Linked DNA regions of Homo sapiens: region 2 is linked to region 1. The links are chromatin contacts, found by Hi-C or POLR2A ChIA-PET in ENCODE. All regions are on one chromosome and are shown on one strand. The core of a region is the stretch at or near the end of the contact, and the rest is flanking DNA. Distances in the headings are between cores, read along the strand shown.

Region 1 (7,539 bases), core at 2,698-5,197:
GAACAAAATCAGAAATTACTGCATTAAATTAGACAAGAATAAATCAAAGCAAATTCAGGTTGGGTGTGGTGGCTCATGCCTGTAATCCCAGCAGTTTGGGAAGCCAAGGTGGGCAGATCACTTGAGGTCAGGAGTTCAAGACCAGCCTAGCCAACATGATGAAACCCCATCTCTACTAAAAATATAAAAATTAGCCAGGCGTGGTGGCATATGCCTGTAGTCCCAGCTACTCAGGAGGCTGAGGCACGAGAATCACTTGAACCTGGGTGGAGGATATTGCAGTAAGCCGAGATCCTGCCACTGTACTTCAGCCTGGGTGACAGAGCGAGACTCCACCTCAAACAAACAAACAAAAAGCAAATTCAATTATATTTTTCTGGAATGAAATTACCTTGAAATTAAAAGTACCTATGTGTATTGTCTCATCCCTTCTTAAAATGAACTATCCAATTATAAACTACTGATTTCAGTTATCACTTCAGTTATCATTGACTTATGATTAACAGAAGCTTTGCCTGCATAAATTTAAACTGATGTATAAAAGAACAGAAAGAAAATGTGTTCAGCAAATAACTGTTGAATGAAAGAATCAACAGGCTGCAAGTTTTTAAAAACTCTCCTCTTTTCTGCCATTCACTTAATGGAACAATGCTAGAAACAGTAGATTTGTTGAAATAGTATCTTTTTTGGTCACCTTCTCATTTAAAAACATATCAGGCTCTGGCCAGGCACAATGGCTCATGCCTGTAATCCCCCCACTTTGGGAGGCCGAGATGGAAGGATCGCTTGACTTCAGGAGTTCAAAAGCAGCCTGGGCAACATGGCGAGACCCCATCGCTACAAAAAATACAAAAATCAGTCTGAAGTGGTGATGCATACCTGTAGTCTCAGCTACGAAGGACACTGAGGTGGGAGAATCGCTTGGGTCCAGGAGGTCGAGGCTGCAGTGAGCTGTGATTGCACCACTGCATTCCAGCCTGAGTGAAAGAGCAAGACCCTGTCTCAAAAAAAAAAAAAAAAAAAAAAAAAAAAGCCGGCCAGGTGCAGGGGCTCATGCCTGTAATCCCACTACTTTGGGAGGCCAAGGCCGGAGGATCACTTGAGGCCAGGAGTTCGAGACCAGCATGGCCAACATGACGAAACCCCGTCTCTACTAAAAATACAAAAATTAGCTGGACGTGGTGGCTCATGCCTGTAATCCCAGCTACCAAAAATACAAAAATTAGCTGGGCATCGTGGCACATGTCTGTAATTCCAGCTACTCGGAAGGCTGAGGCACAAGAATGACTTAGGCCAGGGAAGCAGAGGTTGCACTGAGCTGAGATCATGCCATTGCACTCCAGCCTGGGTGACAGAGGGCAACTCTGTCTCAAAAAAAAAAAAAAAATATATATATATATATATATATATATACACACACACACACAAACACACATCTATATATATACTTAAAGGATGGTCTGAAGAATAGGCAATCTATCCTTCCCTTGACAAATTTCAGAAGTTCTTTTTCCTTTTGGGATCTATGGACTCCTTTAAGAAGTTGATTAAAATTCCAAATCCTCTTCCCAGAAAAAAGTACACACATGCATATAATTTTGTACATGCACACATGCATATAATTTTCGAAAATATTACAGAAAGCTCAAGGATTACCAAAGGTCATCTGTAGATATACCGAGGATCTACGGCCACAAGACCAAGCATCCCTGCTCATTTCAAATTGAATTTGTATTTTGGGGTCACCGAGAAACATTTGTAAAATATATTTCATCAGCTTTTAGAATTAAGAAAACATGTCCTTCTCCTGAATGACCTATTTACTTTTATCCCAAAGGCACTTTGGATTTTGAATACACAATACTTCTGTACCCTTCTTTACCGTGACTTCTGGGAAGACTAAAGTAAAATTTGCAATCTATCTCAACAAATTCAACGGGCTTTCACTGCAGGCATTTTGTATAGTAATTTATGCGTATTTCATTTAATCCACCCCTCATTTTCCCATTCCTCTGATTTCTTACTCTAGCATTTTTTTTGTGTGTGTGTGAGATGGAGTCTTGTTCTGTCACCCAGGCTGGAGTGCAGTGGCGTGATTTCCGCTCACTGCAGCCTCCACCTCCTAAGGGTTCAAGAGATTGTCCTGTCTCACCCTACCGAGTAGCTGGGATTACAGGCACGCGCCACCATACCCAGCTAATGTTTTGTATTTTTAGAAGATACGGGTTTCGACATGTTGGTCTCCGACTCCTGACCTCAGGTGATCCGCCCGCCTCGGCCTCCCAAAGTGCTGGGATTACAGGAGTGAGCCACCACGCCCAGCCTCATCTAGTTTTCATGTTTTATGGTATCTCTGTAAGTTGCCTCACATCCTTGCGGAAAGGGACTACTGTAAATAAATAACATGAAGAAAATTATCCCTTAAATTCAGTGTGTAGATCTGTTATGGCAAATTTATGACTGCAGGGTTTGATTTTAATTTGTTGTTGTTTCCCCCTCCTTTTTTTTTTTTTTGGAGGAGTCTCACTCTGTAGCCCAGGCTGCAGTGCAATGGCGCCATCTCAGCTCACTGCAACCTCCGCCTCCAGGGTTCTAGCGATTCTCCTGCCTCAGCCTCCCGCGTAGAGTGGATTACAGGCGCCTGCCACCAAGCCCGGCTAATTTTTTGTTTTTTCAGTAGAGACGGGATTTCACCATGTTGGCCAGGCTGGTCTCGAATTCCTGACCTCAAGTGATCCAACCGCCTCGGCCTCCCAAAGTGCTGGCGTGAGCCACCGCGCCCAGCCTGATTTGAATTTTAATTCATTAGCGACGTTTAAAAATCCCAGGATTTCACATAAAAATCCAGATTTCAGACGTCGAAAAAAAATGTAAAATGTTATCTCCCAATGCCGCAGGCAAACAGGATCACAGTCCTGAATAGCAACCGCGGTATCTAGTGGTTACGGTTCTCACATCCATTTTGCTCCATTTTATTACCTGAGAGGACCGGTATTTTCAAAACCTGGTGTATCAGTAACTTTTAGGGAAAACTTTTGAAAAAAGGACTGCACACACGCACCCTTTCTTCCTTCTCGTTCTTTGAAAGGAAACAACAGAAACGATTCATTCTGCAGGCATTCTGCGCTAGTCCCACGGACAGGCGACTAACAAGAGATAAAAAGGTGTGGGTCCCATAGGCGGTACGGTGTTACCCCTTCTGGTTGGCGGGTACCACGTTGCCGGTCGGGATACGGACCCACTGCGACTAGCACTAGGAGTGCTGACCCGAGCTATGCAAAGTTCTGACGAGAAGGCGGAACGGTACTTAATGAAGAGGATTAAGGAATCTAAATCGGTTTCGCTAAATTAGACACATCTGTCTAAGCAGCCACGGTCTATTCGCAGCAGGGGCGGGAAGACAAACCAACGCCCCAGCTCTCCGTTCAATCACCCGCAACTCAGCTCTGGATTAGACGCACCCTACGAAGATACCCGGGTTTCCGGAGCAACCGCCCGGGCCGTCCCCCTTTGGCCCCGCCTCCGAGACTCTTTCCCGCCAAAGGCCGTTATCGCCGCAGAGCATGGTGGGACAACGCTTTAGGCTAGGTTTCACCAAGTGCTTTGAAGGCGCCGAGTTGCTTTCAAAGATCCTCATTCCTGGAGAAATCGACCATCCTTCAAGACCCGACCTGGATGACTAGCTCCTTTAACGAAAGTTCGTTATTTAACTTTTACCAAACGGCTGGTCACTCTGTTCGCAAACCACCCCAAGCTGGGAACGCGGGGGACTTTTTTACCCCCTTCGTGGGGAGGGTGACGTCGCGCGTGCGTGCGCGTGCGCTGAACGTAGCCCTCGCAGCACCCGTTGCGCTCCCGCGCGTGCGTGTTGGGATCGAATCGCTGTTTCCTTCCGCTTCTCTTCCTCTGTCTCCCCCCCATATCCGTGCGCCGAGCTGATAAAGGCGCCATTTTGGAGGGGCCGCGGGAGACGTGGTGCCGCTGCGGGCTCGCTCTGCCGTGCGCTAGGCTTGGTGGGAAGGCCTGTTCTCGAGTCCGCGCTTTTCGTCACCGCCATGTCGGGAGGTGGTGTGATTCGTGGCCCCGCAGGGAACAACGATTGCCGCATCTACGTGGGTAACTTACCTCCAGACATCCGAACCAAGGACATTGAGGACGTGTTCTACAAATACGGCGCTATCCGCGACATCGACCTCAAGAATCGCCGCGGGGGACCGCCCTTCGCCTTCGTTGAGTTCGAGGACCCGCGGTGAGGCGGCATGGGGCTTGCAGCCTTGAGGAAATAGGTCCGAGTAGTTGGGGAAGGCTCCAAGGCCTTAACATAGAGAACGGGGAAGCGGGGGCTCTTAGAGAGGTTGGGGCGAGACTGTATCGCCCATGCAGGAGTCGAGTAAGGAGCTGAGTTGATGTGGCTTCTCTGGCGCCTCGCCTTGGACGTCCCCGGAGCCCATTCGCAGGCTGGAGCGGGAAACTGAGGCGCTGAGGGCTGGTGTAGTGGTTGGGAGCCTGGCGTGTTTCTGGGTGGGGGAGGGGCCATTCCTATTATGCGGCGCATGTGGGCTCTTCCACGTTGGGTGCGCATGTGCGGGGGGTTTGCTGGTTCCCAACTGAGCGAGCTTCTCCTCCTGGTGTTTCTCATCCCTTTTACTTTCTGCGATCCCGCAGAGACGCGGAAGACGCGGTGTATGGTCGCGACGGCTATGATTACGATGGGTACCGTCTGCGGGTGGAGTTTCCTCGAAGCGGCCGTGGAACAGGCCGAGGCGGCGGCGGGGGTGGAGGTGGCGGAGCTCCCCGAGGTCGCTATGGCCCCCCATCCAGGCGGTCTGAAAACAGAGTGGTTGTCTCTGGTGAGTGTACTGGTTGTGTGGATTGATGTGAAGGGACGAAAACTACCTAAAATTTTTCTCTTGCGTGACAGGTTTAATAATTGCAAATTTTTCATGCTAGGTCTTAAATTGCTTTAGTTTTTGGGTGAATTTAATAAACGAGGATTGCTGCTGTGGTGATTTACCAAATTAGGTTGCGGTACTAGATACGAAGATCGTTACAAATAATTTTGGACTCTGGATTCCAGAATCTTACCAGCTCTCTTTACCTGGTATCACTTAAGTACACCTATTAAGTACTTTAAAGTACTCTTTGTCCTAATGTACCTTACCAGCTTAACGTGAAATTTAAGATAATTGGTACTAAGAAAAAAAAAATCACTTTTTCAGGACTGCCTCCAAGTGGAAGTTGGCAGGATTTAAAGGATCACATGCGTGAAGCAGGTGATGTATGTTATGCTGATGTTTACCGAGATGGCACTGGTGTCGTGGAGTTTGTACGGAAAGAAGATATGACCTATGCAGTTCGAAAACTGGATAACACTAAGTTTAGATCTCATGAGGTAGGTTATACACGTATTCTTTTCTTTGACCAGAATTGGATACAGTGGTCTTAACAGTGGAATTTCAAGGTAAGGATTCAGGCAAGGTTGTCCAAGTAAATTGCCAGATTTCTGGTTTTAGTTACATTGTATTCATTCAGCATGTCTGAAGATAGATGAAAGCTTAGATCTTTCAATGGAAAGTTCTGTCTATCCAATAGGGAGAAACTGCCTACATCCGGGTTAAAGTTGATGGGCCCAGAAGTCCAAGTTATGGAAGATCTCGATCTCGAAGCCGTAGTCGTAGCAGAAGCCGTAGCAGAAGCAACAGCAGGAGTCGCAGTTACTCCCCAAGGAGAAGCAGAGGATCACCACGCTATTCTCCCCGTCATAGCAGATCTCGCTCTCGTACATAAGATGATTGGTGACACTTTTTGTAGAACCCATGTTGTATACAGTTTTCCTTTATTCAGTACAATCTTTTCATTTTTTAATTCAAACTGTTTTGTTCAGAATGGGCTAAAGTGTTGAATTGCATTCTTGTAATATCCCCTTGCTCCTAACATCTACATTCCCTTCGTGTCTTTGATAAATTGTATTTTAAGTGATGTCATAGACAGGATTGTTTAAATTTAGTTAACTCCATACTCTTCAGACTGTGATATTGTGTAAATGTCTATCTGCCCTGGTTTGTGTGAACTGGGATGTTGGGGGTGTTTGTGGTTATCTTACCTGGGGAAGTTCTTATGTTTATCTTGCTTTTCATGTGTCTTTCTGTAGACATATCTGAAGAGATGGATTAAGAATGCTTTGGATTAAGGATTGTGGAGCACATTTCAATCATTTTAGGATTGTCAAAAGGAGGATTGAGGAGGATCAGATCAATAATGGAGGCAATGGTATGACTCCAAGTGCTATTGTCACAGATGAAATTGGCAGTATTGACCTTATACTAAAAGGCAGGGGTTAAAAATGATTATATACATTTTCCTTAAAACACTTGCAAACATTTTATTCAGTTGTCTTTAGCTACAATTGCTTTGCTTTTTAAACCTTGGCAATTGTGGCAAAATTATATTGCCCATTTTGTAGCAACTTATTTTGCTCCCTTCCCCCCATTTTTGTTTTAATAGGGACTAATGTGGGAAGAACTGGCTAATTTGTCACAGTGCTTAGTTACAACTGTTAATGTGTGACCTGCTGTTGGTGTACATGTGGGTACAGGGTGTTTTTAAATCCAACAAGATAGAGTATAATATCAATACTGCTAAATCTGCATGTCCTCTGTGTGACTGATAGAGCGTTGCTATTTCATTTTTTTAAGACAAAATGAAAGCAAAATATAGAGTTCCAATGTATTGGTGTAGATAATCTAGTTGGGAATACTTTTAAGTCTCACCTTCCCCTTTAAACTAATATTCATAATTGGTTCATATGTTTAAAAGACTTTAATTTACAAATTAAATTGCAAATGGGAGCATTAGATTTAGTTTTAGACTTAGGTGGGTAGCAATGCCAGTAAACTTAAATTACGTAACTTCTTGCAACCACGAAACCTGTAATACGCTGTACAGTAACAAGTGTTGGCATTATCAGTTGAACTGTAAATACAAAATGCTTCTTCCAATTAGTCTCTATGATGATTAAGTTTCTAAAATTTATCTGAACACCATTCAGAAACTTGTTTTGGGGAATTTGATAGTTATTGATGTGCATCTGTTAAACTGATGACAGACATAACTCATCATTCCCCAGAAACCTTTTTTGATTACAGTATCTAACATTTTGCCTCCTCTTTTTTGGTTTTGCTGGTTATAAAGGTTTGGATTGGAGAGGGCTCACTGGATCCCAATCCTTGGAGCTGGATCATTGGATTCAAATCATAATGTGGATAGGATAGGGAGGATGAATTACCAGGATTCATGGAGCGGGATCAGATTACCAGGAACATAGGAGTGGATTCCTGCCCCAACCAAACCGCATTCGTGTGGATTTTTTTATTCAACTTAATTGGCTATTCCAAAGATTTTTTTTTTCCTATTTTTGACGATTGGAGCCCTTAAGATGCACGATGGAATTGTGTTTTGCGTTTTTTGGTAAAAGGAGCAAAGCGAGGACCTGGAGATAAACGCTGGAGCAATCTCCTTGGAAGGATTCAGCACGAGTAG
Region 2 (7,539 bases), core at 4,586-7,085, 3.9 Mb before region 1:
TTGCCTCTGACGGTCGCAGGTATTCCATCTATGCACATCTGTCTAGATTTCATACCTGAGCTTATTGCACAGCCAGAACTTGAGAAACAGGTAATGAGCATTTTGGAGCTTTAGGACAATTGATCTCTCTCTCCAGTCTTACTAGTTATACAAAACATTTTATAATTTTTAATACCTAAAGATATTCTTGAGAAACATGTAATAACTGGATTTTGTATTGCAGATATTTGCTATCCAGTTGCTTTCTCACTTGTGTATACAATATGCATTACCAAAGTCACTTAGTGTGGCTCGTTTAGCTGTCAATGTCATGGGAACTTTGTTAACAGGTATGTAGCCAATCAACATCAACAAACATCTGACATAAATTATTATAGTTCCTATATTTTCTGCATTTAGTGATGCAATATGTTTTTTCTGTCACTCTGAGACAGTATGATACAATATGTGTTAAATACTAGTTTAACTTATGCCGTCTTTTGAATTCTTCTTTTGGAAACTTCTGTTTACAAATGTGATTTATAGTGTAGTGGGAATGAATAGGTAGGCAAATTGTATTTTTCATTTTGTGAATGAGTATATATAGATTTGTAAATATAAGCTTTCTGTATTTTATAAATGGAAAACAAATACACTTTCAGAATGTAATTGTATCAGTAGATAACAAATGTTCATTTATTACAAATGCTCAGAGTTCCAGAAAAATATCATCATATGTATAAATGAAAGATAAATGTATTAGATGTCTTCATAAGTTCTAAAACATATTCTGATATTTTAACCACCTTCTGGTTTGTAGAATAAAATGGTCTGAAAATAAACTACTTTAAAATATATGAACTATAATGCAACCCTTAATGTAATGGCATAGTTAACTTAGTATTCTTTCTCATTATAATATTTCCATAATACCCTGTTGTTTTTCTTTTCATCGTATTTATATCCTGTTATAATTATTTGTAGTGATTAAGAGTTTACACTGCCTGAATTCAATCTCAGCCCCACCACTAACTGGCTTGTGATCTTTAACAAGTTTCTTAACCTCTCTAACCTTTTTTTAAGAGTTTTCTCATATATAAAATGAGTGTCATAATAGTACTTTGGTCATTCATAAGATTGTAGGAATTCAATGAAATAATGCATGTAATGTACTTATTGCAAAACTTGTGCATAATAATTTGTATCTTGGATAAAGACTGAGACTACTAGATTGTGAGCTTTCTGAAGACGGGTTGGCTGTGTTTAGAGAACTTCATATCTCCAGCACAGAGCATAGTTCCCCTTAGTATGTTGTGTAAGCTGTGTTGAATTTATATTTGTAAACTAAAATATTGTTTCATTTTTTTCCAACAGTTTTAACACAGGCTAAGCGGTATGCTTTTTTTATGCCAACTCTGCCAAGTTTGGTCTCTTTTTGTCGAGCATTTCCTCCATTGTATGAGGATATTATGTCTTTGCTGATCCAAATAGGGCAAGTTTGTGCCTCTGATGTTGCCACTCAGACAAGAGACATTGATCCAATTATTACACGTAAGTGGTAACTTATTTTCAAGGGTTATCTTAATATCTCAAACAAAAAGGCCAAATTCCTTTCCAAATTTCTTGGCCTTAATGTTTTTTTTCCCTTATGTTGTAGGTCTTCAACAAATAAAGGAGAAACCAAGTGGATGGTCTCAAATCTGTAAAGATTCATCTTATAAAAATGGATCCAGGGACACTGGAAGCATGGATCCTGATGTACAGCTCTGTCACTGTATTGAAAGAACAGTAATTGAAATAATAAATATGAGTGTTAGTGGAATTTAAAACAAAATTTAAAACAACAAAAAGTTGTTTGCTGCATATACCCAACATGAATCTGCATATTAGTAACAACTCTAAACTGAATGGGAACAGTAAAGTATTGTCTTGGAATCACTAAAACAATTCAATTCAACATGAGTATAGTTTAGAACTTTATGAGAATTATGCTTGCTTGTTTCTGATTGGCACATCTTTGGATCTACTTTGCTGATATGTTTCTATTGTAGCAGCTGAGCTTTTTTTTTTTCCACTGGGAACACATGTAAGAAACTCATTATTGGAAAGGGAATTTGGCCTTGTATTTAGCTTTTGAAGTGAAGACTGCCATGCCTTTAATTTCTTATAAAAATGAGTCTGTGGGTAGCCCTAGTGTTTATTTTAACTGTGAGCTTGTAACAGAATGTGACAAAGATGCAAAGATGGGAGAGGAAAAAAGGGTAAAGGGAAAGGAGAATTAAGGAAATAATAGGAGTTAAAAACACAAGTAGAAATCTCAAAGATTTGCAGTGCAAGTAATAGTAATGCAAGTTGGAATTCTAGTTCTCAAGAAAGAGTATTGAGAAGACTTTTAAAAAGGCAAGTAGCTTTTGTAAATGATTTCTGTGGAAATACAGATGAGGATTTAAAGATTTCACATATTTGCTTCAATTTTTATTAATATATGAAGCCATATGTTTAAAGAGATACTTGAATAATTTGGAATTTTAAGATACTGGTGTAAAAGTGTTTACAGAAACATCTTTGTTCAAAGAAGAACCTGAGAGATCTCATTTAGTTTTATGTTTTAAATTTATTTTTATAATGCTTTATTAACTTACCTAATGCTCAGAGGGGGGAAATATGTATCAAATTAAATGAAGGTAGAGCAATAAAACCCACTGGATTAAAGAGCTCTTGGTTTGTCATCAGGATTATAATTCATATCTTACTTTGAGAAGATCTTTGAGTAAGAAAATGCAGTGTTTGAACCTGAGGAAAAGTTAAAGTGTAGAAAATATTGTCTTGCCGAAGGATTTTGCAGTCCTCTGTCAGTAACTTCCATTGATTAGGCAGACATATTCAGGTAAACCCTAATCATTAAAAAAAAATTATCAATGTAGAAAGTAATTCCCTTTTTTCTCTCTGAGATATACCTCAATCACACACTTCCCCACCCCCACTTGAAACAGACCTCTTCACTTGTGTTTTTTTTTTTTTTTTCCTGAGGTGGAGTCTTCCCCTGTTGCCCAGGCTGGAGTGCAGTGGGATGATCTTGGCTCACTGCAACTTCTGCCACCTGGGTTCAAGGGATTCTCGTGCCTCAACCTCCTGAGTAGCTGGGACTGCAGGCACGCGCCACCTGTATTTTTGTATTTTTAGTAAAGACGGGGGTTTGCCATGTTGCCCAGACTGGTTTTGAACTCCTGGCCTCAGGTGATCTGCCCACCTTGGCCTCCCAAAGTGCTGGGATTACAGGTGTGAGCCACCGCACCTGGCCAGACCGCTTCACTTGTAAAAGAAATTAGGCTAATAAGAAGGTGTAGTTTTTGAGAAATGAAATTTAACTTTAGCCTTTTCACTAGTAAATAGTCACATCTCATTTTCTTCCTTTGTAAAATGGGGTTACTACTGGCCCTACCTCATATTCTATGAGAATGAGTTTGTAGCTGTTTCAAATCATGAAGTGCATAGTATCACATGTGATAGAATATTTATAACTTTTTATTAGATGCTTAATGTTCAATTAAGTAATTTTGATGTGAAAAATAAAAGTAATAAAAGTATCTTAAAAATAGCATAAGAATTTTCATATTTTTAAACAAGGCAGTTTTGTAGTCCCTTAAGATTAAATACAACTGCTCCTTTTTTTTTTAAACTGAGGCCTTGCGATATTTTGTGTGAATAGATATGCCCTAGGAGTTCAGAAAAAGTTAAAAGTATGTTTTCTAATTAAATGCAGTGCACATTCCTGGATCAATATTCAAAGACTGGTCATAACCTGCTGTGTTAAAATAATCACATATGCTCTTTTTCATCAGATTTGTTGATGATGTAAATAAAATGTGTAAATATATTAGTAAATGTTAATATTCATGTATTTTAAGTTAAGGTTATAAAATTTGTCACAATGTGTTTTTTTATTCAAGTGAAAACAGATGTGTGCAGCTATTTTGAATATTGGTTTATAAACATTCATATTCTTTATCAAACGAACCTGTAGTTTTTGTGTTTCATTCCACTAGAGTTAACCTGAAGGGAACGGTTCAAGGGACTGTATTCGAGGTCTGTATGGCTCCAGGGCCTACGTGTATCCCTTTCTGTTATGCCACATACATTAAATGGCAATGCAAGGTGAGAGCCAGTTGAAACTCTTAGTAATTTAGGAGAGGAAAATGAGAGTAGTTATACTAGAGCAGTTACTCAAAAGAGTTGATTTTTTTTTTTTTTGAGACGGAGTCTCGCTCTGTCTCCCAGGCTGGAGTGCAGTGGCGCCATCTCGGCTCACTGCAAGCTCCGCCTCCTGGGTTCACGCCATTCTCCTGCCTCAGTCTCCCGAGTAGCTGGGACTACAGGCGCCCGCCACCACGCCCGGCTAATTTTTTGTATTTTTAGTAGAGACGGGGTTTCACCGTGTTAGCCAGGATGGTCTTGGTCTCCTGACCTGGTGATCCGCCTGCCTCGGCCTCCCAAAGTGCTGGGATTACAGGCGTGAGCCACTGCGCCCGGCCAAGAGTTGATGTTTTAAAAATTATAAAAGAGAAATGACAATTTGAAGGTATTTTTAAGGATTTATTTTTAAACATTATCCTTCCTTTCATTGTCTTAACAGTAAATTACTTCATCTTTGCTCATTCATATGTATTTTCACATTACTGAATCCCTAACACCCAGTTTGGGGTTTGCTTTGCCTTTTTTCACTTAACCTTATATGGGATTTTTTCTTGCAAGTTTAATTTTTATAAGTTTATTGGCTTCATAATGTATTGAATTCATCTGTCATAACCACCTCCATATTACTAGACTGGGAAGTTCATAATTTTTTTCAGTATTACCAATAGATATTATTGTCAATTGCGGTATCACATTTTCTTTCGTTTAGATTACGTCTTTAGGATAAATATCTGGAGCTCAGATTACTAGGTCAAAGGGTAGAGTTTATTTTTATGACTACAAGTTTTGTCATTTTTGGTAAGATATATCACAATTGACAATGAGGCAAACAAATCAACTAGCCCCCTCCTGCTCTTTCTTCCCAGCAAACTCCTTCCCCAAACTAGTTACTTGAATTTGAGAAACAGTATGAGGTTTTGCCTTTTGGAGACATTATTATTTGAGCCAAGTTTAGGTTATACAGATTTTTTAAAAAAATAACATGATTTGGCAAGATCATGATGAACCTCCTTTTCTTTGAGTAAATTAAAGTACTACTGGCAAATAATAAACTGGTCTTAGGAGGGATGGAAGGCGGATAAGCCTTAATGGAAGTAGAAGTGATCTGATACTGGAGACCCTGAGAGCTTGTCTCTGGCTTATTTTAGCATCCGGGAAAGCCTTGAATATTATGAAAGATAGATTGTAGCCCGATGTCACAGAGCCTTCTTACTTAAGTTTGGCTCAGCAGTCTGGCAATTCCCGCCTGAGTCTTCGCTATCCTGGCTACTGCAAAGCTGGGTAATTTAAATTGAGTGGCACTGATAAATGCTCAAAGAACTTGGCAAAGCTTAAAGATACTTCCTTTCCGCTGGTCTACGGACGTGAAGAATGAGACTTCCAGTTTCCAAGGAATTTGCTGCATAGACTCTATCGCCGGTTTCAAAAGTCAAACTGAGACGACTTTCTACTTTAAACAAACACTAGGGATTTGCTGGAGTGGCGACAACCTTCCGCCGCGTACCTTGAGCCCTTGTTTTTTTTTTTTTTTTTCGGAGACTTCCATTGGATGCCGAAGTTCTCGCCCCCTCACCTCGCACCGGGACTGGTTGATTCCTGGCCTTGGCGGGTGATTGGTCGAGCTCGCTGGGCTATTGGGCGCTGGGAGTCGAGGGGGCGGGAGGCGGGAATTCGTCTCGGGTTGTGTGGTTGAGGGGTCTGGTGGGTCGAGGAAAGGTAACGGCGGCCCCAGTCCTGCACACAAGGCCGGGGAAGTAGCAGCACCCCCAGGAAGAGGGAGGAGGAAGGGCTCGTGCCCTTTCTTCTCTTCCAGGGCTCCGCTTTATTTGCTCTCAGAAGTCGGTTTCCTTTCCTTTTCTTCAGTGAATCGGAGCTCAGAGCGTTGCTTCGGTTTCCCTCCAGACAGGCAAGTCGGAGGGAAGTCCACGGAAAGGGCTTGAGTTCTTCTGCACAGCCTGCGGGCCCATGGGTGGTGACTGGATCACCAGGGTCTCGGGGATCTCAACTGGCTGGGGGAGGAGGGAGATACGGGGCAGAAAACCTGAGGAGGGAGCCTATCCTTACCTCCTTTGAGCGCAGGCCTGTTCTTAGCCCGGGCGCTGCGTTAATTCTTGGCGGGAGGCAGAGGGGTGTGTTTATCCTTTATGCAATGTTTGGGGGAAGCTACCCCATTTTGACACTATTGTTGCCACAGCCGGGGTACAGGACGGGCTGATTTCTAGATTATATCTGAGTAACTAGGCCAGCGTTGAGTTGTTGATTCATATTAAGAGGTTAGATTCCACCATACCTCATTCTCAGAGCTTTACAGATAGAATCGCAAAATGTTAGAGCTGGAAAATACCCTAGAATAATGGTTCTTCTTTTGGAGCACACAAGCAGTGGTGAATGTTATTATTGGCTTCATAATCTATTGAATTGCTATTTTAACCATCTCTTCGTCCCCAGGTTGAATTTACAATTTTTTCCCACGACTGCAAATAATTCCTTATTTAATAACAGTGCATGTAATTTCCCCCGCTATTTTGATTTCCTTGAGATATATTTACGGGAAGAGAAATCTATGGACTTTTTCTTCAGAAAAATGCAATCATGTACAGAAACTTATGCTTGCAATTTCAAGAGGTCATTGTCTCTGAATTACATCCGTGGATCCTAGGTTAAGAAAAGTGGTTTAGAAGAGGTGAGGATTAAAGTGATCCTCATCTGTATCAGATCCTGGGTTAGGTACATTCTGCCCTGGCTAATTTTCATAAAAACCCTGTCAGGTAAGTAGTAGTATTTCAATTCCATATATGGAGAAACAAGCTCTGAGAAGTTAAGTGATTCACACAGTGGAATTCAAACTTAGGATTGCCTTACTCCAAAGCCCATCCTGTTTCTATAATACTCTACTGATCTTCAAATAACATTTTTGAGTGCCTACTATGTGCCAAGGCATTCTCTTTCTTATAACAGCCTTTAAATTAAATTAGGGGTTATCACAGGTAAGGATCTTAGACTAGAGAAGTAAAAAGATATGTCAAAGATAACATACCTGAGTCAAAGATAACATACCAGGCAGTATACCAAAACCTGGTATAGAACCTATGCTTCCTGACTTCTGGTCAACAGCTTTTTTCTTCTAACTGGAGGACTGCAGAAAGGGGTAACACAAAGGGGAAGAACTGGAGAAAGAGTGATGCTACGGAGTTGTAGAGAGAGAGGCCTCAGGAACTTATTTGTTTCTGTAGGTTGATTACATCTGATCTAACTGTTACAAGAGCTCATGTTTAATCTGGTATGTACTTTATCATATTTGCACATTATTTCACTTAATCATTACCACAATCCTATGGGGTACATGCAGTCACTGTGGCTTAGAGA

What was found. Hi-C counts contacts between places; a loop is a spot of excess contacts on that map. ChIA-PET counts read pairs that join two places held with the same protein, here RNA polymerase II (POLR2A). Pooled maps may share reads with other maps.
Region 2: a loop to region 1 is called in a map of naive thymus-derived CD4-positive, alpha-beta T cell, with 28 times the contacts of the local background. The contact joins the promoter of BRIP1 here to the promoter of SRSF1 in region 1. A Hi-C loop is called at or near these places in 1 of 168 maps with a recorded cell type or tissue (naive thymus-derived CD4-positive, alpha-beta T cell) and 1 of 50 pooled maps. POLR2A ChIA-PET finds 5 or more read pairs at or near these places in 1 of 52 experiments (Panc1).

Annotation. Positions count from the first base shown.
Region 1 is chr17:58,003,654-58,011,192 of GRCh38, reverse strand. SRSF1 (serine and arginine rich splicing factor 1) reads left to right here and starts at 3,947. Exons shown (of 4, transcript NM_006924.5): 1 at 3,947-4,249; 2 at 4,666-4,850; 3 at 5,220-5,392; 4 at 5,593-7,539. The coding sequence starts at 4,056. The coding sequence ends at 5,787. RefSeq lists enhancers at 3,596-3,645, 3,594-4,312, 4,436-4,485, 4,756-4,805, 5,137-6,336.
Region 2 is chr17:61,861,824-61,869,362 of GRCh38, reverse strand. It overlaps BRIP1 (BRCA1 interacting DNA helicase 1), which reads left to right and starts at 5,835. Exons shown (of 20, transcript NM_032043.3): 1 at 5,835-6,079. INTS2 (integrator complex subunit 2) reads left to right here. Exons shown (of 25, transcript NM_001351695.2): 22 at 1-90; 23 at 224-329; 24 at 1,354-1,530; 25 at 1,637-3,996. The coding sequence ends at 1,806.